Linked DNA regions of Homo sapiens: regions 1 and 3 are each linked to region 2. The links are chromatin loops, found by intact Hi-C in ENCODE. Cell type or tissue: mammary epithelial cell. All regions are shown on one strand. Each heading gives the region's core, and the rest is flanking DNA. Links, peaks and the distances in the headings are about the cores only.

What was found. Peaks named below come from ENCODE experiments on the same cell type or tissue, not always from the same donor. Only the 100,000 strongest peaks of a DNase experiment are listed, where the experiment ranks them.
Region 1: it touches region 2 in a loop (6-fold over the local background); 14 of 110 quality-filtered maps call a loop at or near these places.
Region 3: it touches region 2 in a loop (5-fold over the local background); 16 of 110 quality-filtered maps call a loop at or near these places.

The regions. Positions count from the first base shown.
Region 1 is chr6:85,480,147-85,488,657 of GRCh38, forward strand. NT5E (5'-nucleotidase ecto) reads left to right here. Exons shown (of 9, transcript NM_002526.4): 4 at 5,089-5,286; 5 at 7,189-7,343. Among named protein-coding and RNA genes, the nearest start is that of NT5E, 34 kb to the left of the region's middle. In mammary epithelial cell, for the core only: a CTCF peak has its summit at 3,132 (motif pointing left); a DNase peak (open chromatin) is centred at 3,125.
Region 2 is chr6:85,402,222-85,410,732 of GRCh38, forward strand. It overlaps LINC02535 (long intergenic non-protein coding RNA 2535), which reads right to left and starts at 2,581. Exons shown (of 4, transcript NR_134633.1): 1 at 2,456-2,581; 2 at 2,034-2,153; 3 at 891-992. RefSeq lists an enhancer at 908-1,700. In mammary epithelial cell, for the core only: no CTCF peak of the experiment used is centred there; DNase peaks (open chromatin) are centred at 880, 1,610, 2,640 and 4,610; H3K27ac peaks cover 5,472 bases.
Region 3 is chr6:85,350,901-85,359,411 of GRCh38, forward strand. No RefSeq gene overlaps it. Among named protein-coding and RNA genes, the nearest start is that of LINC02535, 50 kb to the right of the region's middle. RefSeq lists a silencer at 4,199-4,248. In mammary epithelial cell, for the core only: a CTCF peak has its summit at 4,313 (motif pointing right); a DNase peak (open chromatin) is centred at 4,311.

The sequences.
Region 1 (8,511 bases), core at 123-8,122, 78 kb after region 2:
GTCCCTACCTACAGGGTTCCCTGCTTTGCCCAGCCTATCAGGCTTGGGTACAAGCAGATAGCCTGGATTGGATTTCATGAGGGCTTTGTGCCCACTCTGTATACTACCGGAAGATGCATAATCTCTTTAGACTTCCTGGGTCATCACTGAAAGGCCAGAGGCAAGAATTTGAGCAGTAAATTGAAGCATGTGCAGAGTGACATAGTCTGGGCATAGATAACAGTACCTGACCCCTCAAATTCCCTAAAGTTGACATGACAGCTTGTGCATCATGGTTTGGTACAGAGATGACTGAAGAGACAGTGGTTGCTCCTCTGGTTGCTGGACACCTTTTGAATGGGCTGTGATGACTGGAGAGCGTGCTCTGTCCTGGTCACCTGAAGGTGCTCCTAGACTAGCAGAAGCAGAGACAGCAGCCAGGCCTGACTGGAGAGCTGGAGGGACTGGGTGCAGGGGACTTCTAGGCCAGCAGTTTCTGTGCTGTGCTCGGAGGGGCTCTGGTGGCAGGAACCTAGTCCTGGGTTCCAGCTCTACCAGGGTGCAGCCTGAGGAACTCAGCTTTCCTATTTATTGGCTTGCCTTGCCACAAAGGATTTCTTGTGTGTTAAAGATACTAATAGCTTAAACAAACAAACAAACAAACAAACAAACTATTGATTTAAACCACTAATCAAATCTTTGGTTTTACAAATTTAGAAAATAAAATTAGGCCCCAGGGACTAAATGTCTCTCCTATGGTCCAGAAACCAGACTGAAACTGACCTAGTAGCAAAACCCATTCTCCTGTATCCCAACTCCCAGTTCAGGTTCCTCTTCATTAGCTCCCACCCAGCTGCATAGTTGAGGACACTGAATTGAGGGGACCTGGGGTAAAGGGCTGGCACTCAGGCATCGCTGGCTTCTACATGATTCCACCACATGGAAAGCATCATAATCATGTATGATCCCTAGAAAAGTGTTTGCTAAACTCCTTAAGTTGTCATTCAACAAACATTTATCTAGCACCTACCACATGCTAGGCAAATTCTAGAGACACAGCTGCCCCTGCCCTCATGGAACTAAATGTCTTGAAAGAGATACTGGCCCTGATCAGATTTTTTAAAAATACATAATTATGCAAATAAATCATATTATATATAATTACAAAGCATGGTATGAAAGGAAAAGTACAAGATGCTGTGAAAGCGTATAAAAGGAGGACTTGGCCAAGTCTAGAGGATCATCAGTGAGTGTTCCCTGATGGACTAACATTAGGGCCAAGATCAGAAAGATGTCCAGGAGTTAACATGGTCAATAATCACTGTTAATCTTTATTAAGCATTTCCCTTGAGTCGAGTCAGGCTTCACTTGCTGCATTAACTTCTTTAATCTCCACAATAACTCTGTAAGGTAGGTGCTTTTGCTTTTTTTCCACTTTACAGATGAATAAACAAGAAGTAAAAAGATGTAACTAATTCACATGTAGCCCTCTGGCTTCAGAAGCTCTTTACTCCATAAGGTTCCTGGGCACGTGGGTGTGGTCTAGGAATGGGAAGAGGCTAAGAATGCTGAAGGGCAGACTGAATGTTCCAGATGAAGCTGGCGTGATAAGAAAGGGCCACATCATGTGGGTCTTATAGGTTATGATATTCATGTTAAAACTGTTAATGTTTTTGAAATATCTAAAACCAGGAAGTGCATGATCATATTTATGTTTTAGAAAGATCACTCAGGCTGCTGTGTGGAGACTGGAGTAGAAAGAAGCATAGAAGAGACCTACAGAGACTAGGAAGCTGTCACAGTAACCTAGGCACAAGATAGTAGTGGTCAAGACTAGCTTGCTTGAGGAAGTGTAGAGAAGTAGACAGATAAAAGGAGCATCCAAGGAGTGTACACTTCTAAGTAATTTAAAAGAAAGAGTCAAATCCCTTAGAAGCAATCATTTGAAATAACCTAATTACCAATCCTTTTTATCCAGTCCTCTTATGTTGTCCCAATTCAGGAATTCTTAAACCAGTTCTTGTGTTAAAATCATAGCATGGACTGCCTTACAACATTCTATACTTCAGTCCATTGAAAACCACATCAGGCCAGGTGCGTGGCTCATGCCTATAAGCCCAGCACTTTTGGAGGCCAAGGCGAGAGGACTGCTTGAGCCCAGGAATTGGAGACCACTGAACTCTAGCCTGGGCAACAGAATGAGACCCTGTTGAAAGAGAGAAAAGGAAGAAAGAAAGAAAAAAGAGGAAGGAAGGAGGGAAAAAAGGAAAAAAGGGAGGGAGGGAAGGTGGAAGAAAGAAAAAAAAAGAAAGAGAAAGAAAAGGCTGCTTCCTGGCACTTCTATTACCATGTGACACGAGAAGGGCAATTGTCCAGACCCACACTTAGGTTCACCACAGTCCTTGGTTCCCAGGACAGAGTCCTTTGAGGTTCCTTCAAGCACCCACACCATGCTGGAAAATGCAGGCTTTATAAACTCCAGATGTCAGTCCACAACTCCACAGCCCCATTGGGTTTGGTTCCTGGATGAATTCTCGGCTAGATGACTGGAATAGAGTTCTGGTGAACATCTTCCTTCCTGCCAAGATGACAAGTCAGGTTTCTAAAGACAGATGTGTAGCTCTTTGTGGAAAAAATATTCTGGGCACGAACATCTTCGGCTGAACGGCATGGAATGGTGTGGAAAATGTGAAGCCCTGGACTGGTTTCTGTGTCAGTGGTTTCCTGGGACTGCCGAGTTGAAGGGGAGCAGAAAGGGCTCAGCTGTGGAGGAGGCAGAGATTAGCCAAACTAGACCAGCTATCGCCCCAGCTGCATGGATAGCATCTTCCTTCTTGTTCCTGATTAAGCTCATTTAATATGCCAATGACAAAAGGATCATGAAGGTCTTTCCAAATGAATGAATGTTTTCTGGAGCTGAGATTGCTGGCTCCTATTTGCATAGTAGTGCATACTGAGGCATCTGACCGGATTACTGGATTCCTAACTTTTACATTCTTTTTAAGCTCAGATATTTCTACGGAAGGCAGAAAGATAAAGGCCAAAAAAAGATCAGGCTTGCCTAGCTCTTGGGTTTCCAGGAAACTGACAGACTCCTGATATCTGCAACTAGTGCTTTCTCTCCCTGGGCGGGGCGTTCTCCGCCACCTTGTGGACATTTGGGGAACTGCACCGCCCCAGCATCTATGATCAGAGGAACTGACAGAGGCTGCCATAACTACCTGGTCCCCTGAAATAAAAACCAGGCACCAGGTTTGCCCAAAGGAGGACCAACACATAGCAGAATGAGGCTGAGTAGGATGTTAACCTTCCATGCTGGTCTTCCATTATCACGTTATCTGCCACTGTCACAGACAACATCTGCATCCGCTACAGATGGAGATGGAACAAAGGCTTTCACTGGATCTCAAGTTGGATGCTTCTGTAAAAGTAAAGTTCCAAGACCTTTTTCTTTTTTTTCCCCAGTGACAGCAAGAAAATTGGATGTTACTATTGGCAACAACTATTTCCTGCTTGTGAAGCGTTGGTATTTGCAGTGCTTCTGCCCTGTGGTTATTGAGCTGAAAGGGGGGCTGCTCTTGACATAGGAGCATGGCAGGATTGGATTCTTCATAACATGCTACCCAGCTTGTCTTATGTGAAAAGAGAAGCCCAGAAAGAGCTTGGGACACAAAGATGCAAATCCTGGGTTTGCATTTGATTTGTTAAGTGTCCTTTCACAACCAGCTTGCAGACTTTAGGGGAAAAAAAATACATGGTAGGCTTGTGGGTAGTGGAGAAAACATAAGCTCCAGTACCTCACAGCCTGGGTTTTCAGTCTGCCTCCTCCCAACCCTCATCACATACCAGCTGTGTGACCGTGGGTACTCTGTCTATGACAATCAATTTTCTTGTCTGCAGAGTACAGATAATAGAGGACCTGCCCCATGGGAAGCTTGGAGGACTAAATGAGATTAAGCCCAGGGCCTGGCTCATGGCCGATTCTCGTAACAGGTCCATGTGTGTAATCAACATGTGCTGAAGTTCTCTGGACCCTCTGTAAATATCTAATAGGAACGACTAGCCATGGGTGTGATGAGGGAGATGCTAGAAACAGTAATGGGGTCAAATGAATCTGTCCCATAGTCTCTAATTTGAAACAGCTGAACTGTGCCATTGTCTCCTTGGAGGTAAGATATAAGCCACAGAGTGCCTGAAGCAGGTCTACAGTTAAGGAACTTAAATGTGCTAAGTGATTAAAGGCTGGGCTGCCTACTCCCTGTATGGCGACACTCTCCACCCTCCTGCATACTCTCCACTACTCCAGGCAGTGGTGGGCCTCCTAGCCTCTGGGTGATGAGCAGCTCCCACATCTCCCCTTTGAGACAGAGGCCTGCAGAACCTGACCAGTGTGAGGGCTGGCTGGGGTCAGGAGTGTGCCTGCTGGTTGGCCCTCAAGGTGAATGTGGCTCTTCTAAAAGACACCTGAAGGGATGCAGAATTTAGCAGCAAACGCCAAGAACAGCTCTTTGTCATCTCTGCATCTTCTACTAAAGATTTTAAGCTCCGAAGTATATGTCTGGGGTTTCTAGAGATTGCTATTCCCTTATAAGGGAAAAAATACACCCTTATTGTATATTTATTGAGCACCTACAATGTGCCAGGCACCCCAGCTAGGGAGTTTAGATATTTAATCCTCTCAGCTGCCCTGTAAAATAGGGATTGTTTAAAATGGATTTCGCCCACCTTATAGGCAAGGAAACTGAACTACAGTATGGTAAAGTGGCTTGGCTAATCCACCTGGCTAGTGAGAATGGAGCCACAGTGAACCTGGAGGATACTCTTCACGGCGTTCCATCTTTGTGTGCCCCACAGCACAAGCACAATGCCCGGGTCTTAGGAAGAGCTTGGTAAATGACTGCTGAGTTGAGAATGGTAGGATTCATGTACCAAAAGGGCATTTGGAAATGGGCAAATGCCCAGATAGGGCTCTGAAAGACTAGCTATGTAGAGCAACAGATGGCAAATCATCAATTTAAAACTCTGTCATCCAGCCAGTAGCCCGCTGGCCTACAGCCAGCCATGTATGTACAAGGGCTGACTTGATCAGCTGTGGCTCTTTTATTTCAGGCAATCCACCTTCCAAAGAGGTGCCTGCTGGGAAGTACCCATTCATAGTCACTTCTGATGATGGGCGGAAGGTTCCTGTAGTCCAGGCCTATGCTTTTGGCAAATACCTAGGCTATCTGAAGATCGAGTTTGATGAAAGAGGAAACGTCATCTCTTCCCATGGAAATCCCATTCTTCTAAACAGCAGCATTCCTGAAGGTAAGTGAAGTTCAGGGGAATGTTCCACCAATCTAAAATTTAGATGGCTGGATATTTTGCTCCTTCCCATTTTTTTCCTTTAATGTTTCAGGAAAAGACTATAATACTGTTGAAGAATTTAGTTTCTTCCTTGAGTTTGCCCTCTTCATGGATAGATTTAAAACACACCCAAATGCCAAAAGCCCCACTTGCTTCTTCAAGTCTTCTCAGCATCAGATTCCATACATCACTGCTTCCTCTGCCTTTTAAAATCTTGATCCTGACATGCCAAAGCCACTCTCAGCTTGTGTTTACAGGAGAGATAACTGAACTAAAGGGGTTCTAATTGGGCAGAGCGGGGCTCAAGTCCTGGCCCCCCAACTAGAGGCAGTGTGCCTTAGGCAAGTTGCCCAATCTCATGGGCCTCAGTTTCTTTATCAAATGAGGGAGTACCTTATTTATATGTCTGAGTCTATTGCGGGATCTGGCCAGCAGCCCGCAATGCAATGGGGCTCTCTCTTTGTTCCTAGGCAGATTGGCAGGTTGAGAAATAATAGACACACACAAGATAGTGAAAGCTGGGTCCAGGGGGGTCACTGCCTTCTGGTCCTGCGGTGCCAACAATGCACTGGATATACCAGCATTTATTATTAAGTTTAGTGAGGGCAGGGGTACGTTAGTGAGGGATTTAGGGTCATTTGATTATGAGGTGAGATGGTCACATGGGGATGAAGTAATTCTTTAACATAACATTTGTATGTAGAAGTACAGTACATTTGTATGTAGAAGTACAGTATGAGATAAGAATTTACAATATAGTGTGTGCGTCAGTAATTTCTAACAGAGCCTTAGAACAGAAACACAGTCTTTCCATAACCTATGATTAGCAAGATATTAATCAGCAGTAACAATTGCAACAAAAACTGGTTACAAATAATCCATGGAAACAGGACATGAAGCTAGATAACCAGTTAGACCAGAAATTCTCAGAGGGGAGTACGCCTTAACCCTAAAGAGGCCTAGAAGAGCGGCGGCAAGATGAGCGTGTTTATAGCCCTATCTTATCCATATGGACAGGCCCCCCCCATGCGTCCGTTTATAGGCTCCCCACAAGGGTCACATTCCATTCCCAGAGCTATGAACATCTGCTTTTCTGGGATAGGAATCTTGGTGATGGGAAACCTCCCTGACTGCACGTCCATTTGTAGGCTCTCTGCAGGGGGAAGCACATCACGTGCTGTTGGCTCATTGTGGCAGTCCAACCTGGCATTGTCTTTACACAATCCTGCATGCAATTTTGTATTTACAATAATCAGGAGCATTTCATCTTTTATTCCGTAGCAATAGTTTCAGGGCGTCTCCCTACATGAGTCTCAGAGTAAAAATACATTTTTATATCATTGATTTTCATATGTGTACAGAACACACTCCTGTGCTTGTCTCTCACTTTCCCTTTTCTGTTGACTATGATCATGTCAGGAAGATGAGGTGCACAGCACCCAGGTGAGCCTGTAGTCACAACACAGCCCTCTCAGTAGCCAGATGGGAAAGGGGCCCAGGACCACACTGACAGCGATAGCCCAGCTGTACCTCAGCAGGCCTTTTATAACTGCCCCTGGGCCTTTCAGAGCTCCTACCGCCACCACTAATGCTGTCCCAGGTGGGCCAATGGGTAGCTCATACAGATGTGATGAGCTGGTAGATGTTCAGAATATTCTTAAATTAAGATGCATTCCAGGTCTTATTACCAGGAAACAAAATAGAAGTTCCTAAGGAAATTTCATGGTCAAAACCAAAATGCACACAAATATGGTAAACAAATATGTTCTCACAGCAAGTAAGATAGATGATGTTTCATTCCTTTTCCAGAATTTAGCCCAGTGTGAGATTTAATTGTAGGGTACCTTCTTTTCTTTCTTCTAGATCCAAGCATAAAAGCAGACATTAACAAATGGAGGATAAAATTGGATAATTATTCTACCCAGGAATTAGGGAAAACAATTGTCTATCTGGATGGCTCCTCTCAATCATGCCGCTTTAGAGAATGCAACATGGGCAACCTGATTTGTGATGCAATGGTAAGTCATCAGCAGGAGTGGACATATGCTAGGGAGGAAGGAAAGGAAGAGGGAAGAGGAAGGAAGGATGCGAGAAGGGATAGATCGATAGCTACAGAATGAGGGATTTCAAAACATTTTTAGCCAGGGTGGTGGCATGTGCCTATAGTCCCAGCTACTCGGGAGGCTTAGGTGGGAAGATGGCTTGAGCCCAGGAGGCTGCAGTGAGCTATAATTGCACCAGTGCACTCCAGCCTGGGCAAAAGAGCGAGACTCTGTCTCTAAAATTAAATAAATATGAAAAATAAATAAAACATTAGTGCCTAAACAAAAGCCTGATGTAGCTTCATACTCAGTACCTTCTTAAGGTGCTGGAAGGAGATCAGGTAACCACCAACATACTGCTTTACAAGAACTAAAACCTTTATTTTAAGGTGTTCTTAGATGTCTGAATTTTGGATGTTGCTTTCCTTTTGTAAGATGATGCAAATGCACAAACTCTGCTACCCTGGAGATATCAACATAATAGATAAAAGCATATCTGTTTGGCCAGACTGTTTTTCACTCATCTGTTCACTTGACTCCAGAGAACCCTGGCCTTGTGTGACAGGAACCTCTTTCACAGGCACAGAAAGACAACACACAGTTTTAATGGTAATAACAAGTCCTATGGCTGAGCAAGACCAGGTATGAAGAACAAGCCCGTCTACTTGTCACCAGGCGGAATGGCCATGGTAGCTCTCTGGGGGCCTTACTGAGCCAAGGTCTCCTATGTCGGACTACTACTTCCATGGGCTCACAGCCTGCACCCAGGGAAGTCATTTCTGTCAGTGCTTGGCATGCATTGCCCAGTGCCCAGGATACAACTGCACTCGATAAATGTTTGCCGTGTAAATGACAACAATCATGCTCATGCCAAGACCAGACTCATGATGTCTCCTCAGCATCATGCAGTCAATGCCAGAGAAGTAGTTAAGGAGAAGCTGGTATATAAATGTTAAGAGAAGTCTGGAGGGAAACAACCCAGGCTGTTGGCAGTGCTTATCCACTCTGTTAAAGAGGCTAGGACAAAGGAGAGCTTTTGCTTTTTATTTATTTATTTATTTAATTAATTAATTTATTTATTTATTGAGACTGAGTCTTGCTCTGTCGCCCAGGCTGGAGTGCAGTGGCATGATCTCAGCTCACT
Region 2 (8,511 bases), core at 250-8,249:
CAGACACACAGGAAACATTTGGAGCCACATCCTTGATTACTAGTGTCTACCAATGGTTAATAGGAACCAGACTGGTGAAATAGGCAACATGTGCTCAAAGTCACCCAGAGGAGGGGACAACACAGAGGCTGAAACCCAGGCCCCATCTTGCCCCAGGACAAAACCCTGCTTCTGTGACTACAACCACAGCCTTAGTTTTCTTTGCATGAAAAAGCCTCTAGGGGCCAAGGCCATGGTCCAGGGGGCTGTGCTGCTTACAGGAGGAAACTTTCTCTAGTTCCTCTGTCCTGAGAAGGCACAGAGAATTAGGTGAACCTGGCTCAAGTCTCCCAATTGCACCATCTTGAATGAGCCTTGTATTCTTCCTGTGAAAGATGTAACATCAAGATACCTTCATTTGCTCTAGCTTCTGTACAGGGGTTCCACTGTACACCAACCCAGAAGCAAGATCTACCCCTCTTATTTTCCACAAGAAGAAAGCCAGTCTCGTGAGCACATCATAATCATGGTTGTTGGGTTGAAGATGAGTGACCTTGGGGGTAAGGGTACTTTCCACAGGACAACCCAGGGCCCAGCTCTCCTATTTTTCTTGCAGAGCCAGCCCCATACCCGGGCCCTGGTCTCCAAAAGCCCTAGCCCAGCCATCACCCTGTCCACTGCACAGCAACTTTGGGAAGGCCTGTCCAGCCCTGTCCTCAGCCTGCTTCTCTCCCATGGGCCAGCCCTTGTCCTTTCCAGTCCTTTCCAGAATTCTAGTGAATAAGATGTCTCCACACAAATGAATAATTCAGTAAGCACGTGGCGCGTAGCTGACACTTACCAAATATTGGTGGAATATGCAAGGGAGGGAATGAATACATGAACAATTGGAGCCTCGTCATGTGTATTACCTAAGAAAGCTGAATTCCGGGTTGAGGTGGAATCGAGTGTTTCTGCAGCCTCTTTCAAAATAGACAAGTCAGCACAAGGCATCTGGCTCCTCAGCAAACTTCCTAATCATAGGAAATAAAAGGTTATATGGCACAGAGGTTACCTACAGGCTGGAATGTTTTCTAAACAAAAGAATAAAACACCGTGCCTGTGAAGGAAAAGCAAAGCTAGAGCCAGGAGCCAGGGAAGGGTCCTTGGTAAAGAAGACTAGAGTGTCATGCCTTTGACAAGGAAAGAGAAGGCCAGCAGACCAGATGCCTGTCACTGAAGCAAGTCCCCTTCCTGCTTCACTAGACCCCCATGGCCAGCCTTGTAACAAGGCACAGAGACGTGGCTTTAGCTGTGAATCGTCACATTCAAGGAATGTACATCTCCAACTCCAAAAAGAGCCTGCCTCCCTGACTTCACTGAACAGCAAGTCTCTGCTTTCCTCAAAGTCTCAGCCTGGGCAGGAACAAGCTATTCTCACACCTCCAGTTGCAGCCCCTAAAACATCATCTCTATCTCTTGGCACAAAGAGAAATGGTAAAAATATCCACTTCACACCATAAGACTGTTTGCCAGAAAGAATAGAGTTTTACCCACCCTTCATTAAGTATGTTTTCAAATGTTACTCTTTCCCTCTCTGCTGGGTATGAGTGAATCACATCCTCAGGAAATACCACTGGGTATGTAAATTAGCACTCTGGAATGTCTTAAGACATGAAGTTAGTTCAGCTGACTCCCTGGTTGTATGTGGCTTTGAAATGAACACTTAAAGCCTTTAAACAGGTATGACCTTGTTTATGAATTATGTTATGAATTAGTATTCAAGGTGGGTAATGTTGGTGCTCAGGTGTTTGTCCAGGTAAAAGGCAAATCAGCTTAATGTAAAGCCCTTACTCCACGGTTTTGACACACGTGCTATTGCCTAAATGAATGAATCTTGCGGACCACTTCTAAGGCTGGTGAATGAAGTCAAAGAAGTCAAAGCAGGGGGGGACCCAGCTTTAGGAAATAGCATGGCTTATGTTACCCTTAAACCACTTTTGTTTTAAAAGAAAGATAATAGGGACCTAACAAAGAGAGGCTGTGTGTCCTTAGAGCACCTTTTATCAATGTACCAGGAAAAAGAGGTTAAGAACTCTGAATCTGGAGGTTGTCAGGCCTCTGAGCCCAAGCTAAGCCATCATATCCCCTGTGACCTGACGTATACATCCAGATGGCCTGAAGCAACTGAAGATCTACAAAAGAAGTGAAAATAGCCTTAACTGATGACATTCCACCACTGTGATTTGTTTCTGCCCCACCCTAACTGACCAATGTACTTTGTAATCTCCCCCACCCTTAAGAAAGTTCTTTGTAATTCTCCCCATGCTTGAGAATGTACTTTGTGAGATCCACCCCCTGCCCACAAAACATTGCTCCTAACTCCACCGCCTATCCCCAAACATGTAAGAACTGATGATAATCCCACACTTGGCTGACTCTCTTTTCGGACTCAGCCCGCCTGCACCCAAGTGAAATAAACAGTCTTGTTGCTCACACAAAGCCTGTTTGGTGGTATCTTCACACGGACGCGCATGACAGAGGTAACTTTAAGAGAAGGAACAATATAATCCTTGTATGTTCAAGCTATTTGCTCCTGTGTTCCAGCCTTGATGGAAGAATCGGGCATCACTGTGGGGGCGGTGAGTCAAGCTGGCTGGCAGTGCTTCAGGAAATCGGGTGTGAGGCCTGTCTATGCTATGCAAATAAATAATACTCCCAGACGGAGGCAGGATTTTCATTCAATCTTCCGGAATTTGTATGAATCTTAGACCTAAAAATGATGGGCAATGAAGCTGAGTCACAGTATAATCTGAGTGGATCCTATAAACTCAGTTACTTCACTCTGTCTTTTGCTTGTATCAGCCCAGAGAGATCTTACTGCAAACCTAGCTGAAGGGCTCTCAGAAACCAGAACACAGGAGCTCATTTGTGCTTCCGAGTTGATGGAAGGGAATCACAGGTGTCAGTCTTGATTGGGCACAGAGAAAACTCACACCAAGTTACAAGAGGAAATTTCATTTGTTTCTCTAAGATAAAACAATACATCCCTCCAGATGCTAATTTATAAAATGTCATTGCACTCAATGTTTTTTCAGTCCAATTCAAGCTTGTGGCTATGAATTCAAAATAAACAGAGCTGATCTGGGGAGCCACAAAGCTTTGCAGAGAAAAACAAACATCAGTTATTGTTAAGGGAAAAACCACACACATCTTTGCCTCAAATCAGAAGAAAGGTGAGGCTAAAAGCCAAGTGGTTTAACGTTTGAAAACTTCCTTTTTCTAAGGGCGTGTTTGTTTTAATAAGTTAATACTTGATATGCCTGTGCAAAGTCCAGGATGGACAACTGCCCCAACTCTAACCAGACAATGTCTCCTCTGTGGGCCAACCCTGATTCTGACTTGGGGAAATCTGGGGGCTGGGGAAGCCCTGCTCTGTGCAGACAACCTCCAAAATCCCTCCTGCTTTCTGGCCTTTCTCCACCTGAACTGCCCACTCCAACACAACTTTATCCACTTGTTCTCTTCAGCAAGAAACTCCTTCACAGAGAAACCACCAGCCCATTCAGCCCCTTTGTGGGGAATATGAAAATGCACCTCACAGCACCACTGACCCAGGGTGCCTCTGAGAGGCAGGGAGCACCCTGTAGCGAGCCAGGTAGGGCTCCTCTCCCCTCAGAGGGTTACAGCCTACACACACATGAGCCATGCCCCATCCTCATTCTCCCCCTACTCTAGATCGAAACCCAGCTTAGGAACCACCTTCAGCATGTCCCATGTCATCTGGAGCTTCATCACTTCCAAAGAGCCCCGGTGACAACTTCCTAATCTCATCCTGGCTAGAATGCTGATAAAAATGTACTAAGGGGAAAACCCAAGCCTGGGCCCTTCTTGCTCAGACCTTTTTTTCTATGTTGTTCCTTTTTAATTCTAAAACAATGCCTGTTTATTGTGCAAAGCCTAGCCTACCTCTTTTTAATTTGGGATCAAAATTAAATAGAAACTTTGGGCTTTTTTGTGTAATAGATCATACTTATTTTCCCATGACATTAAAAACTTTTTTGAAACATAATGACAGCATAATATTCCCTTGCATAGAAATACCTTAAGAGTCCCCCTGACACTGACTGTGATATGTTCATTTATGCATTACCCATTATTGCCTGTGATTTGGGGTTTTAGCCATTGTAGGAAAAGGCAAGGAGTGATTAAACCCTTCTTAAGTTATCCTATTCTGTTTCTGTCTGGGGCCCTGACTGACACAGCAAAAATGTGCAAATGCAAATGCCCCTTTAATTATAGCAGGACTGTGTGATACACCTACAAGCAGGGCAAGCCCCAGGTTTCACAGACCATTTTGCTTTTTTCCAGTCCTTTGAGTCCTAGAAAAACAAGTTAGAGAATGTGTCAGCCCATGATACACACTGTGTGGATGGGACAAATGATGTGCTCTACAAGCACATGGGAAGGACAGGGGCAACTAATGGATTCCACAGGAGATGGAACCCCTGAGGCCACATCCCTGAGGGTAGGAAACATTTCAGTGGCGTGAGACAGCCCGCACCTGGATCAGAGAGCCTCTCTGCCCATATTAAACAAGATCAGACACAGCCTGCGACTTGCAGCCTGTTCTGTCAACACAACAACTTCTACCAAAGGTAGGTATGTGAGATCCAGCACTTCATTTATTCATTTGACAAATGTTTGTTGAATATTTGTTGATTTACTATCCTCTACGTGCCAGATCATGTTCTAAGTGATGATCTCATTTTCCAGCATGCCTTTCGTCTTGGTGGTACTAAAAGCAAGTGTCTCTCTCTCACACACAGACACACACATCATCATCATCATCATCATCATCATCATCATCTTTGGTTCCCACCTTGAAAACCACATCTTTCATCTTCCACTACTCAGGACTCTTCCTCCTCATGAGTTTTCTGTAAGATACCCAATATCCCACTCTGGCAAACTCCTAACTTTCATCCATCTCATTTCCTCACTCCCATAGGACCTTCCCTTCCACCCCATACAGACATGGGGACTTCAATCCTCCATTTATTTCCATTCATCTTTTCCCTCCTGGATCTCCTCCATTCCTTGCTACTGCCCCAGTTTCCTAACTGGCCTCCCTGTTTTCAGTGTCTCTGAAATTCAAATCATTCTCCACCCTGCCATCAGAGGATGTATCTAAAATTACCTCTGCTCATACTGCTCCCCAAAATCTTAGCAAAGCATAAACATCTTGAACTCGCTCCCCTTCTTCAAACTTGACGTGATCCCTGAGGCCTCAGCAACTGTGGCTCCTGTGTTCTCCTGCCCATGGTGTTCTTTTCTCTCCCTGCTTTGGTGACTTCCCATTTGACCATACAATTCCAGTCTGTCATCACCTCATCCTGGTGGGTGAGGCTGAGGAAGAACTTAAAAGAGAAGAAATATTTATAGAGGGAGGATTTTATGTTTCTCTTGCAAGTTGAGCCCTCTCCTACAGATCACCTACATTGGCTAATGCTGCTCTTGTGGGCACAGAGTCTTCCAGAAATAACCATGATAGGTGTGAGGTTTTGCCCCTAGCCAGCACAGGTTGACATGACATGTTCCCAGGGCAGAAGACAAGTGACCCAGTTGGCTCTGCTGCATCGCTACAACCAGCACCCTGGTTCTCAAGCCCACCGTCATTTGCTACATACTGGGGCAACTCTTCTCTACCTGAAAATGCTTCATGGATTTGTTTGCTTGTTTATTGTATGCTTTCCCCACTAGAGCAGGGTCTATCATTTATTTATTTATAGCACTTAGAACACTTTCAGAAACATAGTGGTTCGATGAATGTTGCCTAAATGAAGGCAGAAGGAAAGTCTCCTAACTCTTCATACAATCACTAAGTCATCTGTGCTCCAGGCTGGAGAGGCCAGGGAAATTTGGGTTAGATACTCAAGTTCAAATCAGACCACATCATTTTGCTTCTCAGAAGTTTCAAATGCTCCTGGGCTTCTAACTGGCAATGGTGGAAATGCTACCTCTTAAAATGCAAACCTCTTAACAGGGCAGGGGAAGGTCCTTGCTCTGGCCCCTGCTTGCCATGCTGGTGTCATCTTTCACCACTCCTGGGCTCACATTTTATCCTCCAGAGCACTGAGGAGCTGTTGCTTCTCCCACATATCCTATGTCCCTCATTCCCTGATACGGCTCACACGGTCCCCTTCCCACCCTTCCCTGTTCTTTTCATCTCTCTCAGATCCACTTATTCTTTGAGGATTCACTCAACTCATATCTCTTATACCAATTATCACCTCTCATCCCTAGTCCCCAACAAGTTTGGGAACTTGCTCCAGATCTTGGGAGAGGCTTTAGGGAACTTACGAGGCAGGCTTTTTTTTTTTTTTTTTCATTTTGTTTTGTTTTGTTTTTGTTTTGAGACAAGAGTTTTGCTCTTGTTGCCCAGGCTGGAGTGCAATGGCACAATCATGGCTCACTGCAACCTCTGTTGAGGCAGGTTTTAAGGGGAGAGATGCAGGTATGAGAAAGAAGGTCTGCAGAGACTGAATGCCTCAGCATCTGTGGCTACTCTGAGGGAGCTGGGGTTTTATTTTTTCCTTAGAAAAAATAATTTTCAGGAGAATATTCTTCTGATAACTTTCATCATTGAACTTAATAAATTGACTTTACAAGGTTTTTTCCTTGCAAATGATTATAACAACAGCAAAAAAAAAAAAAAACCATCTCCTTCCCTACCCTTCCATATTCCAAGTAGATTCCAAGTAGATTCCAAGATGTTGCCACCGTCTCAATCACTATACAAGACAGTTCCATCAGCACCAAAATGCCCTCATACTATCTTTTTATAGTCACACGCTTTCCCAACCTTTTTCCCTTAACAATCATGAATCTATTCTCCATCACCATGGTTTTCTCTTTTCTTTTCTGATCTTTTTTTGAGACGGGGTCTCGCTCTGTCAACCAGGCTGTGGTACAATCACGGCTCACTGCAACCTCGACCTCTCTCAGCCTCAGGTGATCCTCCCATCTCAGCCTCCCCAGTAAATGAGAATACAGGCACATGCCACCAGGCCTGGCTAATTTTTTTGTATTTTTTAGTAGAAACTGGGTTTCACCATGTTCCCCAGGCTGGTCTCAAACTCCTGAGCTCAAGCAATCTGCCTACCTTGGCCTCCCAAAGTGCTGGGATTACAGGCATGAGCCACCGTGTCCAGCTAGGTTTGTCATTTCGAGAATGTCATATAAATGGAACCATCTGGTATGTAACTTTTTTTTTTTTTTTTGAGACGGAGTCTCGCTCTGTCGCCCAGGCTGGAGTGCAGTGGCGTGATCTCCCCTCACTTCAAGCTCCGCCTCCTGGGTTCACGCCATTCTACTGCCTCAGCCTCCCGAGTAGCTGGGACTACAGGCGCCCGCCACCGCGCCCGGCTAATTTTTTGTATTTTTAGTAGAGACGGGGTTTCACTGTGGTCTCGATCTCCTGACCTCGTGATCCGCCTGCCTCGGCCTCCCAAAGTGTGGTATGTAACATTTTTGAGACCAGTACCTTTAACTCAGTGTAATGCCTTTGAGAGCCACCGAAATCGTTCATTGGATCAATAGTCTATTCTTTAATATTGCTGGGTCGTTTCCATTGTATAAATGTACTGAAGTTTATCCATTCACCCATTGAAGGACATCTGAGTTGTTTTCAGATTTTAGCAATTATGAATAGAGCTGCTATTTATATTTGTGTACTTTTCTCTAGAGTAAATACGCAGGAAAGGAACTGTTGAATTTTAAGTGTATGCTTAACTTTATAAGAAATTGTGAAACCCATTTTCTTCCCACAACATATGAGTTCTTTTTTTGTTTGTTTGTTTTGGTTTTTTTTACTTGCCACCACGCCCAGCTAATTTTTGTATTTTTAGTAGAGATGGGGTTTCACCATGTGGACCAGGCTGGTCTTGAACTCCTGACCTTAGGTGATCCGCCCGCCTTGGCCTCCCAAAGTGCTGGGATTACAAGCATAAGCCACTGCGCCCAGCCCCACAGCGTATGAGTTCTAATTGTTCCACATTTTTTATGGCACTTGCTATTATCAGTATTTTTAATTTTAGCCATTCTAATAGGTGTATAGTGGTATCTATTGTAGTTTAATTTGCATTTCCCAAGGGCTAATGAGGCAGAACATCTTTCCATGTGCTTATTTCTATCTTTGTACTCTCTTTGGTATAGTGCCTATAGATCAATTAGGAGAGAATTGATATCTTTTCTGTGTTGAATCTTCCAATCCATGAGCACAGTATGTCTCTCCACTTTTTTTTTTTTTTTTTTTTTGAGATGGAGTCTCACTCTGTTGCCCAGGCTAGAGTACAGTGGCATGATCTCGGCTCACTACACCCTCCGCCTCCCAGGTTCAAGTGATTCTCCTGCCTCAGCCTCCCTAGTAGCTGGGATTATAGATGCCTGCCACTGCACCTGGCTAATTTTTGTATTTTTAGTAGAGACGAGGTTTCACCATCTTGGCCAGGCTGGCCTCGAACTCCTGACCTTGTGATCAACCCACCTTGG
Region 3 (8,511 bases), core at 345-8,344, 51 kb before region 2:
AGCACATACTTCAAATCACACAATGCACTTCTTAAATAATTTAAAAGTCCTAAAAATGATTTTTGAAAAAATGTGGACCTAATCTGAAGCATTCTGAACTTCCACCTCTTTGAATATGCACTAAAAGTAGAAGGGATTTATATGAATATCTCACTTAAAAGTTAAAACTCCAGGCTTCTTGTGCACACACACATGCACACTTACACACACATGCACACACACCATATAGTCCTCGACAGGTGCCACACTCACCTCCTCACTGCCAGGAATACCAATTTTCAAGCAGGAAGACACAGTGTGTCAGAATAGAAACAAATGAACAAGGGTAAGAATCCATGAACCAATGAGCAAGAACAGAGCAACAGAAGTGCGGCATGAGGGAAACACGATCAAAAACCCCACTGCTTAATAAAAATCTATTACATTTGGATGCACCTTTAAATTTCTAAAGCGTGTTCTCACCTTTCATCACAATTTAGATCCATTCTCATCATTAACCCTAAAGGCCCCGGCAACTTGAGGCCATTCCCTTTTGGCAGACTACAGCAGAGGCAAACTATCGTAAGTGGTTAGTTTTATCAAGTAAGCTGATACCTGGGTGGGATGTGTTTCAGAAAAAAAAGGTCATCAGGTTTGGGGGCAGAAGTGTGACAGACATGTCAGGCACTAAATAAAAGTTTGTTGGATGGATGGATGGATGGAAAAATGGATGTATCGATGGATTAACAAACAAATGGAGGGACTTGTGAAAACAATCCCAGGAAGATAGAAGGCTGCTGAAGCTTTCAATGACATAATAAACTGTTTAATGAGCTCTGTGTTGGACCATGACTTACACAGGTTTGCCTTTTAAAAACTACAATAGGTTTAACTGTTCATTACCAAAATTATCAGGTAATTAGAACAATGTGTCTTCAGTCTCACAATGACCTCATGTCATTATGTGTTTATGTGTGTGTGTGTGTGTGTATGTGTGTATGTGCTAATGATCTGGATCTGCGTGTAAATATATTGCTATTTCTGGATTGATTTGTAATTATAGTCACGAGTCACTTAATAACAAGAATATATCCTGAGAAATGTATTGTTGGGTGATTTTGTCATTATGTGAACATCAGAGTGTACCTGCACAAACTCAGATGTTATCGCTTGCTACACACATGGCTATACGGCATACCCTATTGGTCCTAGGCTACAAACCTGTGCAGCATGTTACTGCACTTAATGCTGTAGGCAATTATAACACAATGGCAAGTATTTGTGCATCTAAACATATCTAAGCAAAAAGGTGCAGTAAAAATAGGATATAAGAGATAATAAAGGGTACATTTATATAGGGCACTTATCACAAAAGGAGCTTGAAGGACTGGAAGTTGCTCTAAGTCGGTGAGTGGTGAGTGAATGTGAAGGCCTGGGGGCATTACTGTAAACTACTGTAGACTACTGTATAAACACTATACACTTAGGCTACACCAAATTCGTATTTTTAAAATTTCTTCAATAATAAATTAACCTTAGCTTGCTGTAACATTTTTACTTTATAAGCTTTTTAATTTTTTTGACTTTTGGACTCTTGTAATAACACTTAGCTTCAAACACAAATATATCGTACAACTATTCAAAAATATTTTCTTTCTTTATAAGCCTATTTTATAAGCGTTTTTCTGTTTTTAGTTTCTTTTGTTTTTACTCTTTAAACTTTTTGCTAAAAACTAAGACACACACACACACATCAACGTAGGCCAACACGAGGTTGGGATCATCAGTATCACTGTCTCCACCTCCCATCTTGTCCCACTGGAAGGTCTTCAGGGGCAATAATATGCAAAGAGCTGTTTTCTCCTATGATAACAATACCTTCTTCTGGAATACCTCCTGAAGGACCTGCCCAAGGCTGTTTACAGTTAACTTTTATTATAAGTAGAAGGAGTACACTCTAAAATAATGATTAAAAAGTAGAGTATAGTAATCTTATGGGACCACCTCATATATGCCGTCCATTATTAACCAAAATTTCATTATGCAGCACATGATTATATAGTACTATTCCTGGATTTGTTTGAAAGTATATTTGTTACTCCTTGGAAGATGATTAAGCTACCACCATATTTCAGAAAGTTACCTCTAACTTGATGGCCTTTAAGAATACTTTTATAGCTGGTCCCTTTGCTATTAATTAAGCTAAGAATATTTTTATCCTTACAATCATATAAATTCAAAAAGACACTGAGCACTACACTTCTGTACTCTGGGTAAATGATACAACAGATTTCAAGGCAATGTAGCCAATGCTGGGCACCTGGGGGTTTCGGTTCTACTTCTGGATGTGTGAGTTGGGGCAGATGGCTTAGCCTATCTTGATCGTAGTGTCCTCGCAAGTAGAATCCTGTGGAGTGGATTAGAATAACTTCTTAAATAATATTAAGAAATATTTCCATATAGCAAAAAAGTAATATAACAAACACCATGTGCCTAAAGCCCAAACTTTATAAATGTACTGGTACCCCTGTGAACCTGACTCATTAGAAAAGGCTCAGAATTATAAAGGGAGGCCCAGGATGAAGCCTGCCCTGCAGAGCAAAGGCACACATACCTATGGCTGGAAATTGCAGATACAGGATTCTAGACAGAGATCTCCCATGTGGAATTACATTTTTGCAAGGGCATAGACACTTACCCAAGAGGTAAAATAAAAGATGTGTGTGCTGGTCCATTCTAAAAGAGATACAAAGTTACTGAGGTAAAACTTGCTAAAGGTTATCTGAAATATGTTTCACCACCTTATGCCTAACAATGTCCAGGCTTTAAAAGAAAAGGCTAAATATTCCCTAAGATTGGTAGAGAGGATCCCTTTGGAGAGCACTGTTAGAGTGCTAAGCCTCCTCCACTTGCCATGGGTGGTAGGTCCCCTCCAACCTATTCCCATGTGAGGGCCACTTGACAAGATTCCCTGGAGCCTGGAGGACACAGTGGCTGATAATGCCTGGAGGTGCCAGGAGGGGAGGAGGTTTCAAGATAGGGCTGCAGTACTTCTGACCATAGGGAGATACAGTTCCTAAAGCCAGAAGGGACCCCATGGAAGATAGCAAGCTTGCAACATCCAGAAACAACTCTACCCAAAAGGTCTATCTGCCATACTAGATGACCCAGCAGAGAGGGTCTGTGTGGGGTGTACCACCAGAGGCAGGAGTGGTAGATGGTGTCAGAGAAAGGTACAGAGACAGGTTCCCTCAGGGAGTAGAGGTCTCCAAATAGCTCCAGATGTGTTCCCACATCACACAGTCATCTGCCACTGCAAGAGGGCATCATCCCAAACTGCAATCTGAGCCAGTCATGTACCTTGAAGATCAAGGACACCACAGAGCAAGTCAGAGAAGTGTAGAAGACGCTGATGTCTGAGCCTTTCCAGTCCAAGCCAGGCAAGGGCAGGGATGTTTTCATTTGAATGAGCGATTAAAGCTTTTGTTTAGATCACTCTGGACATTTTAAAGGCTTTTAAAGGAGGCTATAAATTAATACCTAAAAGTGACATCAAAATCTATGGGATCTGCTCAAAAAATCAATAAAGGATTGGGAAGTGAGATTTCCACATGGCATATGTGAAAGAAGTGGCATGAGAACATAAAATTATTTTTAATGACATCTGCCACACGGAGGCCAAATATTACATGAATATTTTGCCATATTGGCTTAGATCCTCCTTTTTAAAAAATATAAGGCATTACAGATACAGTAACAGTCCCTCCTTCCCATTACCACTTACCTCCCTCCCTTCCCAGGTGCAACCTCTATTCTAAAGTTGGCGTGTACAGTTCCTGCCTGTGTTTTTATATTCTTCCAATGTAATTATGTATTTGAAAACAGTATATAGTACGTGCTGGAAATTTTTAGCATGATATCTATAGTCCTTTCTAACTATAATTCTATGATATAGTGTGACTTTTTTTATTTTAGTAAAATAATAAAAGTGAAGGGACTTTTCCAATTCCCTCTCTCTACACTTTTGCCTCACTGATCATGAAATACTACAGCTCATGGAGTGATATACAGAGGTCTGTCTATCCTTAAAAAAAAAAAAAAAAATTATTAAGAGATGGGGTCTCACTCTGTCACCCAGGTTGGACTGCGGTGGCACAATCATAGCTCACTGCTGCCTCAAACTTCTGGGCTCATGAGATAACTGCTGCCTTAGCCTCCTGAGTAGCTGGGATTACAGGCATAAGCCACCCCGCCCAGCTGTGCTGTGCTAAATTAAAGGAAGCAAAGCAAGAGGGTTGCAGTGGGAAAGAGCGCCCGGTGCAGATGCAGCAGGTGTCCAGCAGAGGGCGATATCATCTAATAAAAGTGCACACGCCTGGGTGGTTGCTTCGAATAATTGAGCCACTGTATACTTTTAAGATAACATTTTAAGTTCTAGAAGATAATATTCTTAGAAAACACAAGCCTGATCATATGAATTATTTGCCCAAGGTGACAAAGCTAGTTAATATTTACTACTTCTGCCTTCCAATCCAGTGCTCTGGTAGGTCTGTCGGCTGCCCTGCAAACATTCAACAGATATAAGAAATCAAATTGGTCTAAATCAAATCACCGATAATATTTGTACTTTTTATTAAATGTGTTATGATTTTTTGGTGCCAGTTTTAAGCCTGCAACATACTCAACAGGGCACTTTAGTCACCATCAAGATGATTTCAGAGTTTGAGGAAACAACAAGAAACAAAGAATTTGCAAGTGGATAAAATTATTTAAAAATTATAAAATCATACTGAAGCAGGAATATTTTTAACCCAAAAAACAAACTTTAAGTTCTAATTCTTTACATTTATTCTAAGCATATGTTGATAATGTTTTATATGACATTTTTAGAATGATATCAAGTGTACATTCTATTGACTACCCAGTTGGGATAGAAATATTAGTCAGATTAGGACAGTTTATGCTGAAATTACAAAGAAAGCTCACCATCTCATAGCCAAAACGATAAAGCAGGAGTCAGAAAACAAGGCCAGAACCTGCTTTTTTGCAAAGTTTTACTGAAACACAGATACACCCATTTGTTTGCATATTATCTGAGGCTGCCTTTGAGTATCAATAGCAGTTGAATAGTTGCCACGCATATCTTCAATGTCAATGGCCTCTTGACCTGCAAAGCCTAAAATGTACACTACTTGTCTGTCTTAGTCCATTTGTGCTGCTGTAATAGAATACCACAGATTGGATAATTTATAAACAGAAATGTATTGACCCACAGTTCTGGAGGAACTGGATCTTGATATTGGGAACTCCAATATCAAGGCATGACAGGTTTGGCCATTCTGACTCTATGATGACACATGGAACACTGCATCCTCTGGAGGGAGAATGCTTGGCTTCACATGACAGAAAGGCAAAGACACCAAAAGGGGGCCAAACTTGCGTTTTTATCACAGCATTAATCTCACCCATGCGGGTGGCACCTTCATGGCCTAATTGCCTCTTAAAGATCCCACTTCACAATACAGTTGCAATGGCAGTTAAATTTCAACATGAGTTTGGAGAGGGACAAACATGCAAACCATAGTACTGATCTTTTATAGAAAAAGTTTGCCGGACATGAACAGACACTTCTCAAAAGAAGACATTTATGCAGCCAAAAAACACATGAAAAAAGGCTCACCATCACTGGCCATCAGAGAAATGCAAATCAAAACCACAATGAGATACCATCTCACACCAGTTAGAATGGCAATCATTAAAAAGTCAGGAAACAACAGGTGCTGGAGAGGATGTGGAGAAATAGAAACACTTTTACACTGTTGGTGGGACTGTAAACTAGTTCAACCATTGTGGAAGTTAGTGTGGCGATTCCTCAGGGATCTAGAACTAGAAATACCATTTGATCCAGCCATCCTATTACTGGGTATATATGCAAAGGACTCTAAATCATGCTGCTATAAAGACACATGCACACGTATATTTACTGCAGCACTATTCACAATAGCAAAGACTTGGAACCAAGCCAAATGTCCAACAATGATAGACTGGATTAAGAAAATGTGGCACATATGCACCATGGAATACTATGCAGCCATAAAAAATGATGAGTTCATGTCCTTTGTAGGGACATGGATGAAATTGGAAATCATCATTCTCAGTAAACTATCGCAAGGACAAAAAACCAAGCACCACATGTTCTCACTCACAGGTGGGAATTGAGCAATGAGAACATATGGACACAAGAAGGGGAACATCACACTCTGGGGACTGTTGTGGGGTGGGGGGAGGGGGGAGGGATAGCATTAGGAGATATACCTAATGCTAAATGATGAGTTAATGGGTGCAGCACACCAGCATGGCACATGTATACATATGTAACTAACCTGCACATTGTGCACATGTACCCTAAAACTTAAAGTATAATAATAATAAAATAAAATTAAAAAAAAGAAAAAGTTTGCCAATCCCTTCTATAATGCAATGCTGTCCGATAAAACTTTCTATGGTGACAAAAATGTTCTATATCTATACAGTCCAATACGGTAGTCACTAGCCACATATGGCTATTGAGCACTTGAAATATGACTAGCAGTTACCAAAGTGGGAATGGATAGTGAGTAAACAACTAACCATGTTTGCCAATTATTGTATGTCTTAAGCTCCAAGATTATCCTCTGATATTGGTTTACTAGGATTTCATAAATAGGTATGTGTTCTTTGTATTCATTCCTTAATATTGAATAGCAACTAAGGAACAGAATTTTTAATTTCAATTAATTTACATTTAAATCAATTAAAAAACAGGAGCTTTGAGGAACTAATAGCCTAATGGCATTCATTAATCTCTTGGCATCCCACACTGTTTTTTTACAAAAACAGGCTGCAGGGCAGATTTGCCTAAGGGCAGTATTTCATTGACCCTTGCTTTATAGTGTTGATACTGAGATGTCGGGCTTTCTTTGTGACTTCAACATAAACTACCCTATCCTGACTCATACATTTCTACAGCTCCCCACTTCCTTCAGAAAGACCATAACTCAAAAATTCTTTTAAGGAAAAATCAGAGAAAGCACTACCCACCATGTAAAGTTGTCCTTCATTTCTTTGTCTTCCATTTATCTCTTCTAACCAGTATTCATGTATCACTTAGGAATACTTTGACTGCAAGTAACAGAACAATGGCCTAAACAATCAGGGATTGTTTTTTTCATATAACAAGAAGTTTGGAAGTAGACAACTTCTGGCATCAGTTCAGCAGTTCAACAATGTCAGAGCTGGTATCTCTACAATTCTCCTGAACTTTCTGTCGTGGTTATAAAATGGCTGCTGCCACATTTAAGGCAGAAAAAAGTGGAACTAGGTATTTTACTAAACACATCTGTCTCTTTTATAAGGAAAGAAAAAGATTTCCTAGAAGACACTCCGGATATAAAGCCTTACCTTATTGGTATCTGGGAACAACCAGCACTGAGTCGTATAACCACCAGAGACGTAAAATAGTCTGGGAAAGCAGGAAACCACTTTCCAATAGTGGTTGTCACCTAGGGCTGGGCACACTGCCCCCATAAAGGTGGGAATAAATATTGAGTAAACAACTAATCATGTTAGCCAATTATAGCGTCTTAAGCAAAAAGACTATCCTTTGATGTTAGTTTTCTAGGGTCTCATGAATAGGTATGTGTTCTTTGCATCCATTCCTTAATTCAATGATTATTTTCTGATACCTATTGGAGGTCAGGCATTGGACAAGGTGTCAGGAAGGGGCAGATGATGAGGCTGGAAATGATATCTAGAATATGCAGGGTCTATGTAAAAGTATAAATGGAAGGTTTTATGAAGTATCATAAAGACTTATGCCCAATATGCCACAAATTTACATTTTTACTTGAGAGTTTCAGTACATTACACCTGCAAGCTCTTCATGAGTGACTTAGCTTACTATGACATTTATTGCAGATTCAAAAATGTAGTTCTTCTGGGGCCAGGTGCGGTGGCTCATGCCTGTAATCCCAGCACTTTGGGAGGCTGAGGTGGATGGATCACGAGGTCAAGACATCAAGACCATCCTGACCAATCTAGTGAAACCCCGTTTCTACTAAAAACAAAACAAACAAACAAAAAAAAAACAAAAATTAGCCAGGCATGGTGGTACGTGCCTGTAGTCCCAGCTACTCGGGAGGCTGAGGGAGGAGAATCACTTGAACCCGGGAGGCGGAGGTTGCAGTGAGGCAAGATGGCACCACTGCATGCCAGCCTGGCCAGCCTGGGCAACAAGAGCAAAACTCCACCTCAAAAAAAAAAAAAAAAAAAAAAAATATATATATATATATATATATATATATAGTTCTTCTGGGTGATATTTTTAAATCTTCTAATAGGTACAAATCTCAGTGACTCAGCTGTGTAAGTAATATACTAGAGCTTTTGCTACTTTTCTATGTAAATCTTCCATTCTGCTGAAGTAGCAGAAACTTCATGTCAGTGATTTGTAGTTCTCTAGATCTGTGCCTAAATCCAAGAGGTGGGCAGACA